Linked DNA regions of Homo sapiens: regions 2 and 3 are each linked to region 1. Evidence: chromatin contacts called from ENCODE Hi-C or POLR2A ChIA-PET data. All regions are on one chromosome and are shown on one strand. The core of a region is the stretch at or near the end of the contact, and the rest is flanking DNA. Distances in the headings are between cores, read along the strand shown. Region 1 overlaps THRB (thyroid hormone receptor beta). Region 2 overlaps THRB (thyroid hormone receptor beta). Region 3 holds the start of THRB-AS2 (THRB antisense RNA 2).

Region 1 (3,587 bases), core at 467-2,966:
CATCATCATTATTATAGATGATCTCAACTCCTGGCCAGCCTCAATCATCCCAAAGGCATGGGGGAACTGAAACTCTTGCCTGGTCTAACTTTAAGCTTACCTGAGGTCATTTAAAGACTCAAGAACAATACAGAGCCCACCTCCCCAGATGCTGTCATTACAAAGATTAAAAGGAGGTGAAATTGCTTCTCCTTCACCTGCCCTGCCATTTTCCTCTTGCAAGGCTGAATTTTTGTGAAAAAAAATTTTTCCCTTTCAAGGTTACTTTGCATGTTCATTTAACCTTGCTGTGGGGAGTAAGAAAGTTTGGACACAGAAATAAATTTGTTCCCAAGTCTATAGCATCCTGAGTGCAGCCCCAGTTATCCTTCCCCGAGCCCTTTGCATTTTAATATTAAATCTAGGACCCAATGAAGTGAATAAATAATGGTTGAATTTCTCATGATAGGAATCAGTTAAGAACTCAAATAGGAGAACAGAGGCAAGGTGTTTTCAAATCATACCACGCTGTGATCCACCTTTTGTATTCAGTAAAACTAACCCTATTTGGGAATGTAGTATCAAAAAATCAGTAAGAGAAAAAATATGAAAAGCTAGCGTAGTTAGACTGGGCATGAGCCTAAAGAGGAACATAAAACTCTGAGTTAGTAAAAATGTGGAAAACTAGTGAAAGCTCTGTCTGTACCGTATCCCAGGTATTAATCTGAGTGGGTCACCTCTTGGAGGGGAAGGCAGTCAGAATTTCTCCACTGGGTATGGCAGGAGACTCATGCCCCACATAACAGACTTTAGCAAATGACTGTTGAATGGCAAAGCTATACTTTTCATTTCAGATTTTCAGGCAGTCTCTGTAAGTGTTTTGCCGTCAGGAAGGGAAATAATTCAACCAGGGTCTATGGTTGAAACTGAGCTTAATTTGCTGTTGCTGATATTTCTTTTTATTCTTAGTAAAATAATTCACTTTTACTTCCACTCCACCCACTCTCTCAACTCCAGTTCAACAATCTCATTCTAGAGTTCCCCCTACTCTTTATGTTAGTCAATATCCAGGCCAAATCATTGTCCTCTTCTCTCTCTTCCCCTTCCTCTTCCCCTCTCCTTTTCCACCTCTCTCCCAGACAAAGTCACCATGGCATGTTACAAAGAGCATTGGCCTTGCCACTTAAATATGGGATACTGAGTCAGGAGTAACCATTCCTAAAATGGGAATAAGGCCGTAGCTCTCAAAGGTGACATTGGGTTAAGTGGGACGTGCACACTTAATCCATGGTAGTATTCTATACCCTTCAATGCTGGGTTCTGGGGCTACAAGCAGAGTAAAATCCGATTCCTGTGTTGAGGACTAGGTCAGCAGTGGCAGAGGTGGAATGGGCCTTAAAACAAACAAACAAAGCCCCCTGCAAATCTAAAAGCATCAACCACATCTAATTTATTGTCACATTGAGTGAAACATGGAGCACTTTTAAGCCAAATAAGGTAGTGATAGAAAAGTAAAGAAGAAAACAGCCAGTAAAAATTTTATGAGACCAACCTGAAAGGACCAGCTTGGCCACCTGCTGTTTATAGTGCGGTTTCCTTATGGCTGTCTTTCTCTACAGGTGGACTATCATCTCCGAACACTCCTAAGAAATGGAAGATAGTCTCTTAAGAGGACAGCCCAGAGGTAGTTTGAGGAAACGTCTGACAGCAGGAAAAACAACTTCAGCAGATGCCCCTTTGGCCAAAGCATGCTGTTAAAACTGACTCTACTGACACCTGGTGGAGAGTAGGGTAACTTCTCCCTGCTAAAGAGGGTGTGTGTGTATGTGTGTGTGTGTGTGGGGGGGGGGGGGGTGTGTGGGGTGTGTGTGTGATGAACGGATTGGAAACACATTCATCATGTCAGGGAAATTAATTCCTAAGGAATGAGGGTACCATGCAGAACCACCAGATGCCAGAATATATAATTGTGGTTAGGTGACTCACTGAGACACATGCATGAAAAACAACAAACAAGAATGTGAAAATAAAACATTAAGACTGCAGCAAATGATTTATTATTGATTTTTAAAAAGAGTTTGATAATGAGTAAGACAATAACAAACAATCCACTCCCTTCTGCAACCCTGGATGGTGTCATAAGAAAAGACTCTAGTACTTGACCCCTTGATAGTATCATCTGAAATTTAAAAGAAAATTCAATCTTGTCCCAGGGAGACAGTGTCTCTCAGTCTGAGCCAGTGCTCTGCTGCCTCTGGAATCTGCAGTGAGCTCCTTCAGATTTTTAACCCTGGGATAAAAAGAATAATCTTCCTAAATGGAGTGTTATGAAGACTGCTGTGCTCCTGAAATTCCCTTGAAGATGAAAATAAAATTATCCTAATAAATATAACTGTTTACTACTTCTTCAGTGTCAAATGGGGGGCAGGGGACATGGGGCTACATTGCAAAGCTCTTGCAGAAATTGACTTCGGAAACTTTGTCTCCATTCTCACGCATTAGGTTCTTTTTTTTTTTTTTTGAGACAGAGTCTTGCTCTGTCACCCAGGCTGGAGTGCAGTGGCATGATCTCAGCTCACAGCAATCTCTTTCTCCTGGGTTCAAGCAATTCTCCTATCTCTGCCTCCTGAGTAGTTGGAATTACAGGCACAAGCCACCATGCCTGGCTAAGTTTTGTATTTTAAGTAGACCCAGGGTTTCACCATGTTGGCCAGTCTGGTCTTGAACTCTTGGCCTCAAGTGATCTGCCCACCTCGGCATCTGAAAGTGCTGGGATTACAGGCGTGAGCCACTGCATTCAGTCGCACATTAGGTTCTTGTTTAATTCTGCTTGGTAAAGGTTCTGTTGGCTCTTTATCAGAAATTCCAGTGGCTTTCTGTGAGGTGTCAGGTGCATGGTATAGCACACACAGCCTGAATTTGTCTTTCAACAGTGTGTATCAAAGGTGATTTTCAGGAATGCACCAGAGCAATTAGAGCAATCATTAGTTCCAATTTGCAAGAATTAATCCATCATATTTGGGACACTAAATGAGAATTTACATCATCATTATTATTATTTGATGGAGTCTTGCTATGTTGCCCAGGCTGGTCTCGGACTACTGGTCTTAAGCAATTCTCCTGTCTTGGCCTCTATCATTATTATTTATTATTTTGAAAAATCACAGGAGCCTTGGTTAAGGGTTGTCTCAGGGAGCTAGGATGGGTAGGTCTGGGTAGGAAGGTTATAAAGGAAAGAAGTCCCTCAAAGATGCATATAGTTCTAATTTTCTTTCAGCTTCTCCCCTGCTAATATTTAAATTTAGAATGTGTATTTCCTGCAATGTGATGGCTTGAATGCATGATCCTGCCAGAATGTGTACAGTTAAACTATACCTGGGGACAGTCATGCTGTAACAGAGATTCCCAACTTTCTCAGTGTATGTCACTCTTAGTGTTTCAGTAATATTTTTTACGGTGACCCTAGGTCAAAAGAAATACTTAAATGCCCTGTTTATGAAGTTATGAGGTCCAAACAGCTTGACAGGTGGATTTGCATGGTGTCTGACAGTTGTTTCTGGGTTTCCCTCAAAAATTAAAAACATCCCACTGTATTTCTGTGGGGTTGC
Region 2 (3,587 bases), core at 455-2,954, 130 kb after region 1:
AGATTAAAATATTTTCTCTAGATCAAAAAAAATTTTTCAAACACTTTTTGAAGGTTGTCTGAAGAAAAGATATATAAGCAGGAAACATCTTTTGGCAACTCTGTGATGAGTTTGACAGACAAGAGTTTCTTATGTCCTTCATACAATTTAAAGACAAGAAATATACTAGTGACTTGACATTTTAAGCTCATTAATTTCAAGTAATACACTTCATAATTTCCAAAAAAAAGTCATGTCTGTGTATTCGGCTCGTGGCAAAATCTAAAATTCTATGCTTGGAACAAAGAAATTAGAAAAATGTGGCAGTATTCTTTCTCTAATATACATAAAAACACTTAAACAGTTTGTGATTATTTTCCATTTCTTATATGAGTCCCAAATTATGCACTTTATTACTAAGGATGGATGGAGTCTGAGAAGTAATACAAGGTTCAATCCACATATCCAAAATGACTGTCTTGAACTGCAAACATTAGAATTCTACCTAAGTCTTAATGAAACAAAGTACATACTGGGTTCAGTTATAAAGGCCTTGCCACTCTTAATATAAATGTTTATTCATTTAAGGCTACACGGCAAACCAATATGGAAAAGCATATGGTGGTAAAAAATGAACCAGGAGATAGGGGGTAGCTTTGGAAATGGCATCAGAGGAGCATGAGCAAAATGTAAACAGAGATCAGCTATAATCAAGAGTTCTTATCAGTATCCTCAGTCATTTGATATATTAATGGAATGATAACTTGATTATGCCAACCTGAGTGAAGTCATGCAGTGGTTGAAGTATGGAAGAAAATCACATTTTCTAAATGTCTACTATATGTCAGGCACTTTATATTTTTAGTAATAATAGCTAATAGTAAGGATCTATAATATAAAAATAACTTTCCACAAATGAATTCCAATTCTTACAGTAAAACTATGAAGTAGGTGTTGTCATCCCCATTTTACAGATGAGAAAACTGAGATCTGAAAAGATTGAATAACTTGTTCTGTGTCACGTAGGTAGTAAACAAATCAGAATTCAAACTTCATTCTAATTCCAAAGCCCAAAATCTTTCTGCTTCATCATCCATGTACAAACAAGACATAATAATTTGGTGTGATTTACACTGTTCTCTAGGGAAAGGGCTCTTGGGGGTACTCATGTGAAAAATTACAGGGATAAAAATAAACAAATAAAAGAAAGCAGCCTCTACAGGTAACGTTTTTCGGACAAACAACTGAGAACAATAGGTTTTGAAAACTTCTCCTAATGAGGATATTTTAAATGTTAGAAAACTTAGTTTTGCTTTAGAGAAATACCAAAAATCAAATTACATAATTTTCAATAAGATTTTAGCTCATAGACATGTACATATCTATGTGTAAATACCTAGCTTTTTCATATCAGAATGCCCATTTTCAAAAATCTTATGCACTTATATGTTACTTCCAAATATATACAGAATATGCCAGAAGTGGATTTTGTATACCTTGTATATTACAGGTAAACTGCTTAATTCAAAAACATATTTCTAAACCCTGTGTTTATAAGAAAAATCATTTACCTGCCACATGTATTATTAGCCTGGTCATTTCTTATCCAGGAACATAATTTCCTGCCTTATTCACCAACAGTTACTTGAAAGAGTACACTAATCCAGCAAAGAGTCACTGCATCAAGTTTACCCCCCTACCAACTTGCAAAAGCTTGGGAGTGTGCAGGAACAGGCAGAGGGCAGAACAGGCACTCCCTCTGCCCATGTTTGCAAGCTGACAGACTGCAGGGAGGAAATGATTCATGCCACAGAATCTCCAGCCAACTTCGTGTCACTGGACTTTATAAAAACAAATAAACTAAAGCTTTTCAACAGACTGGAACTGCTTAAACAACTTTAGTAACATGGCTGCTTTATAAGGTCCCCGGGCAGTTCAATCTTTAGAAACTTGGGCCATAGATAAGATACTTTGTAAAGAGCAAATCCATTACCAGCTTATTATTGTAAACTGGATTGTCACTTTGGGAATCACAAAGAAATATGATAACTGCAAACAGCAGCAGTCAATTGCCATATGGATAATCTTTATCAGCTGGAAAAAATTAATTTGATTTTCTTAGAAACCTTAATTTTATTTTTAAGAGTTTGAACTTTAAAAGTTTGAAAACTGCATGGTACAATTACTTTATGGAAGTCTCATCAAACAGTATACCTTATAATTCTTATGCCTTATATTTCCTTCCCTATTGACTACTTATTTTATAATGGCTTCTAGAAGCTCATGAGGAATACTAATTCATTTAGAGTTTCTATTTCTCCCACCAATAATTTCAATCTATTGTCAAAGCAATGTAAAAGAAAATTCAAGTAACTTCTATCACATTTGGAAAACTTAAGAGGAGGAAATAAGATATTCTAATCGGGCGTATTTTGACTTCAACTAAATTTATTGGCTAAAATCCTGTGCATTTTGAAGGTCAGAATTGTTTACTTGGCTATGTCCAATATTAACCAGTTAGGTTAGGTACATATTATTTGCATATTGAAATGCATTATTACCTTTTCCAAATTAAAAAGCAAATTATGTCTGACAATACTACCCTACCCAGTTCCAGTTTTTGGCAGTAGAGTATACACATATGTCTATGGTACTTATAGCTATCAACCATCGTTGAATCAGACACTATTCCTATATAACAAGCATTCTCTACTTATACTAATTGTAGCCATCTTGCCTTCTGGGAACATGGAGAGAATTGCCAATCTTAGACTAGAAAGGGGTGAATCCTAGCCAGAAGTCCTCTTCTACTTCATCGTTACCCCCATGCTTCCAGGCAGTCATGACCAGGTGGTAGCGATGGCGGGAGTGAGGGACCAAGGCCTAACGGCTGCTGATTGCTCTCTTCACTCATGTCTTTGCCCATCAACCTATCAGTCTCTCTACTTCCTGGAAGCACGTGTACTCTGATCATTTTAAGGATCCGGAAGTCAAGTTATCTGAACTGCTATTCATCAGGTTTTCTGATTTCAAATCCATTTTTTTTCTGTGACTATAGCACAGCCTCTCACTTTTTTTTTTTTTTTTTTGAGAAGGAGTCTCTCTCTGTCACCAGGCTGGAGTACAGTGGCACCATCTCGGCTCACTGCAGCCTCAGCCTCCCGGGTTCAAGCAATTCTCCTGCCTCAGCCTCCCGAGAAGCTGGGATTACAGGCACATGCCACCACACCAGGTTAATTTTTGTATTTTTAGTAGAGATGAAGTTTCACCATGTTGGCTAGGATGGTCTTGATCTCCTGACCTTTTGATCCACCCACCCACTTCGGCCTCCCAAAGTGCTGAGATTACAGGTGTGAGCCACCACACCATTCCTAGAAGTCAAGTTATTTGTACTGCTGTTCATCAGGTTTTCTGATTTCAAATCAATTTTTTTTTCTGTGACTGTACCACAGCCTCTCACTTTCAAATAATGCTAATCAACATTTGAAAAACTAATGACACATTCATAATTCCTTCAACAAATGTGTGCTAAACACTAGCTGGATGGCAGGGACTGATCTGGTATACAAATGGTCAGAGTTACTACCTTCAAAGAACTTTCAGCATAG
Region 3 (3,587 bases), core at 556-3,055, 87 kb before region 1:
ATAATTTATACTTTGCTTATTTCCACAAAAGAGTTGAGATAGCTAGCTCTACTATACACTATGCCATCTTTTCTGTGGCCTATCTCTGATGACTTGTCTTGGGCACTTCATGGACCAAATCCTTTTAAAGATGTTGGCCTTTCTTTTTTTTGTTTTTTCTTGATTTTCTTCTTAAAATGTTGGCCTTTCTTAAGCTATAATTAAAGCATATTTTGATGTATGATAAGGAACCACTTCATTTTAAAAAGTAACAGAAATTAACTCTTGGAAGTGGACTTGAAGACATTTAAAACAGTCTACTTATTTTAAAAAAATCCTTTTAGAGATGAGCTGACAAAAGAGATGCCCTGGGCAATAAATAAGGACATATATTTCATTGATGATTTGTTGGTAAGAAGAGGTCTTGCTTTTATAAATCAATATCAGACATGTTTCTTTGTATTCTGAGAAGAACTGTATCCATTTTTTAGTACTTTGAGATGATTCACTGATCAATGTGAAAAGGAGATAACTCACTCTTCTAGTTCACTATTCAGGCAGCTGTTGAAAAGCTTTGATTCTTTCTCTAAAAATAGTTTGCTGTGGGACAGTATCAATATCCTTTCTACAAAAGATGTGTAAAAACTTGGATATCACAACAGACATGACATCTCCAAAAGATTTCACTCTTCTCAGGGTGAAAACTGGCAAAAAGGATTCTCTCCATACACATTGCAAGTATGGGGTAGAAATATTTTTAAATTACAGGTTTGAATAAACGATATAGGAAACAATTAACCCTTTCATCTTTCACCACTCTTAAAAACCGTGTTTCACTTGAAAAACTCGTTTGTCTTTTTCCAAGATGCTTTGTCATTATATTAAGTGATCCGCACAAGTACCCTGGGAAGGCTCTTCTCTGATTTTACAATGAAGGCAACCCTAGAAACAGGATTCTGACCTGAGACAAAGTCACAGAATCTGAAAAAAAATCTAGATTTTGCTACACGATTTCTTCTTTTAAGAAAACCTCAGCTGATCCAGGCTCCAAACATCCTGTGATCTAGGGAAAACAGGCTAGTTGATTTCTTGATCATCCTGAAGACATATGTGAGGCAGGGATATAGGTTAATAGGCTCAATTCTCTCTTTGTTTAAGTCAGTCACTAATAACGTATTGTCCTCTGTAAGGCACATTCACTCTTTAGAGTCATTTTGGGGAATTAAGTATTAAATTGAATTCCATATTAAATGGAATCAGGATCTCTCTCCCAGAATTCGAAATTTCCCATTATGCGCCGATTTAGAAGAATCTCAGTGCTGCAACTAAGGTAGGGAAAGCCTTATGAATTGGGACTAATTTAGAGAAAAGTCTAGTTTGAATTATCGAACTTTTGGAATGAGAGTAGGTACCTAAAGTTATGTAGTTTTATTACTTTCAAATCAAGCCAATAAAACTACTTTCAAGAGACTGTCTGCAAGTCTCTAATTAATAAATAGCCAGAACTTACTTGTAATTAGATTCATTAAATTCCCTAAGACATTATTTTCATAGATGTAATGGCAACCTTTAGCCCAGTCTTTGTTAAAGGACTACGAATTCCAGATCAAAGGGGTCTGGATAAATAAGAACATGTTACACCACATTCCAAAAAGCAAGTCTTGCAACCTTAGAAATTACCCCTTTCCAATGGATGTATTATCTCAACATTTTTAGCAGCCTTCTCCTAAATGTTTCCTAATGTCACGTACAAAAACATAGGGAATTTGCATGGAAAATCTTCCACTAGGGAAAAGGAAAACACCTTAATTTGAAACTGAGCTAACATGTTGATTTGGGGGCTTTACGAGCAAGGGTATGAACAAAGCGGGGCAGTTGGAGAAGCGGAAGAAGAGAAAAAGAGGTAAGGTGGATGAGAGAGGAGGGAAGGTGAAATGTTTTATACATTTAATACAATTTTTGCTTTAGGGTTTACATCTTGATAATTTAGTTTTAAATATAAGAGGTAAAAAAGACAAGGTATTTAACAAGTAAACAATTTTAAAAGTCCTTCCCTGACTTTAAATACTTCTTTATTTATGAAACATTAGCTGAACAGACACGAAATACAGCACTGGGTCAAGCTTTTTCCTTTATGGTAGATTTCATTTTCAAGGCTAGATTGTTGGACCAAAAGATATTTTCCAGAAACCTTATCTGAATTTTGTTGATGAAGTCTTGTAAGTAGGCCAATTTAGGTTCAGTTTCAGGAAGTGAATGGACTGATCACTGGTATATTCTTGTCAAGTATTTCCTGCAGATAGGACTGTACAGCACAAAATTAGCCGATGGATGACCAGAATCTACTTAGTCACTGCAGGCTGTGCGAAAAGCCAACTTGGATAATTTCAGAACATAACTGAATCTAAGTAGCCTCAAAGATATTCCCTATTGGAACCCTTGAAAATGAGCATATTCACTCAGACTAACAGCAGAAAACAGCCTGTGGTAGAGTAAACTCTGTCTCCTCCAACACTGTAGATAAAACAAGAAGAGAAACAGTCATTTCTCGGGATGACAACATGTTAAAAAGGACCTATGCTTTTTAAACCCAAAGTAAGAGTTTTATTAATTTCTTTTTATTTTATTGATTCTCTTCCTGTTTTAAAAACACTTGCAGAAGTAAAGAAACCAGACATTACACTCATTTAGTTATTTATGATTTGGGAAAAAAATTCAGTTCTTGAACATGTCAAAAATGAAGAGCACAACCAGACACCTGGATGATCACAGACCATGGATGTTAGAATTTGATTTTAATTTGAATTTAAACTTAACATTGCATTCTGGAAGAGGACTGGGAGGGGACTGGAGCTGGGCTAAGCTCTGTGCTTGTGGACCCAGGGCAATTACCTTGCAGCCTTCACACGTGATACAGCGGTAGTGATACCCGGTGGCTTTGTCACCACACACTACACAGAGCTCGTCCTTGTCTAAGTAACTGGGGATGTACCCTGTGAAGGAAATAAAAGAAGGAATATTAAAAAATAATATGTTAACGTCAAAGAGACACTATAGCTAAGGTTGCTAGGCCAGAGACAAAATTGGCTTGCCAGGAAGAGGTAACAACAGTAAAGACTTAGTGAAACCAAACGGTAAGAATTTTATACTCATAGAGTTAACATAGGCCCAGGATTTCAGAATGCCTTAGAAATAGCTCACACCTATAATCCCAGCACTTTGGGAGGCCCAGGCAGGTGGATCACCTGGGGTCAGGAGTTCAAGACCAGCCTGGCCAACATGGCAAAACCCTCTCTCTACTAAAAATACAAATAATTAGCCGGGCATGGTGACAGGCACCTGTAATCCCAGCTACTCAGGAGGCTGAGGCAAGATAATCACTTGAACCCAGGAGGCAGAGGTTGCAGTGAGCTGAGATTGTGCCACTGCACTCCAGCCTGGGCGACAAGAGCGAAATTCTGCCAAAAAAAAAAAAAGAAAGAAAGAAAGAAAGAAAGAAAGAAAGAAAGATAGCTGTGATCACTTGCTGTGCAGGTGGGAATGGCAGGAAGGCTGTAGAGCCAGTGACTCAAGCAGAGAGGCCAGGATTTGAGCACTGTGAGTTCTAG

Evidence for each region. A loop is a pair of places that touch in the nucleus more often than their neighbours do. ChIA-PET counts read pairs that join two places held with the same protein, here RNA polymerase II (POLR2A). Pooled maps may share reads with other maps.
Region 2: a map of ascending aorta shows a loop between it and region 1 (2.4-fold over the local background). The contact joins two enhancer-like sites. A Hi-C loop is called at or near these places in 2 of 168 maps with a recorded cell type or tissue (ascending aorta and breast epithelium) and 2 of 50 pooled maps. POLR2A ChIA-PET finds 5 or more read pairs at or near these places in 1 of 52 experiments (BJ).
Region 3: a loop to region 1 is called in a pooled map, with 2.0 times the contacts of the local background. The contact joins the promoter of THRB-AS2 here to the enhancer-like site in region 1. A Hi-C loop is called at or near these places in 4 of 168 maps with a recorded cell type or tissue (PC-9, ascending aorta, sigmoid colon and 1 more), 1 of 37 single-sample maps with no recorded cell type and 13 of 50 pooled maps. POLR2A ChIA-PET finds 5 or more read pairs at or near these places in 1 of 52 experiments (PC-9).

What each region holds. Positions count from the first base shown.
Region 1 is chr3:24,236,460-24,240,046 of GRCh38, forward strand. All of the region lies in intron 3 of THRB (thyroid hormone receptor beta), which reads right to left. Among named protein-coding and RNA genes, the nearest start is that of THRB-AS2, 87 kb to the left of the region's middle. Within about 2 kb of position 1,717, at least 5 of the 41 ENCODE cell types and tissues checked have a DNase peak (open chromatin) inside an H3K27ac peak, as active enhancers do; they include breast epithelium, where a contact is called at or near this core.
Region 2 is chr3:24,363,572-24,367,158 of GRCh38, forward strand. The region is part of intron 1 of THRB (thyroid hormone receptor beta); the gene reads right to left. Among named protein-coding and RNA genes, the nearest start is that of THRB-AS1, 130 kb to the right of the region's middle. Within about 2 kb of position 1,705, at least 13 of the 41 ENCODE cell types and tissues checked have a DNase peak (open chromatin) inside an H3K27ac peak, as active enhancers do; they include breast epithelium, where a contact is called at or near this core.
Region 3 is chr3:24,149,519-24,153,105 of GRCh38, forward strand. THRB-AS2 (THRB antisense RNA 2) reads left to right here and starts at 1,806. Exons shown (of 4, transcript NR_121667.1): 1 at 1,806-1,882. THRB (thyroid hormone receptor beta) reads right to left here. Exons shown (of 11, transcript NM_001354712.2): 6 at 2,872-2,972. RefSeq lists a silencer at 3,496-3,587.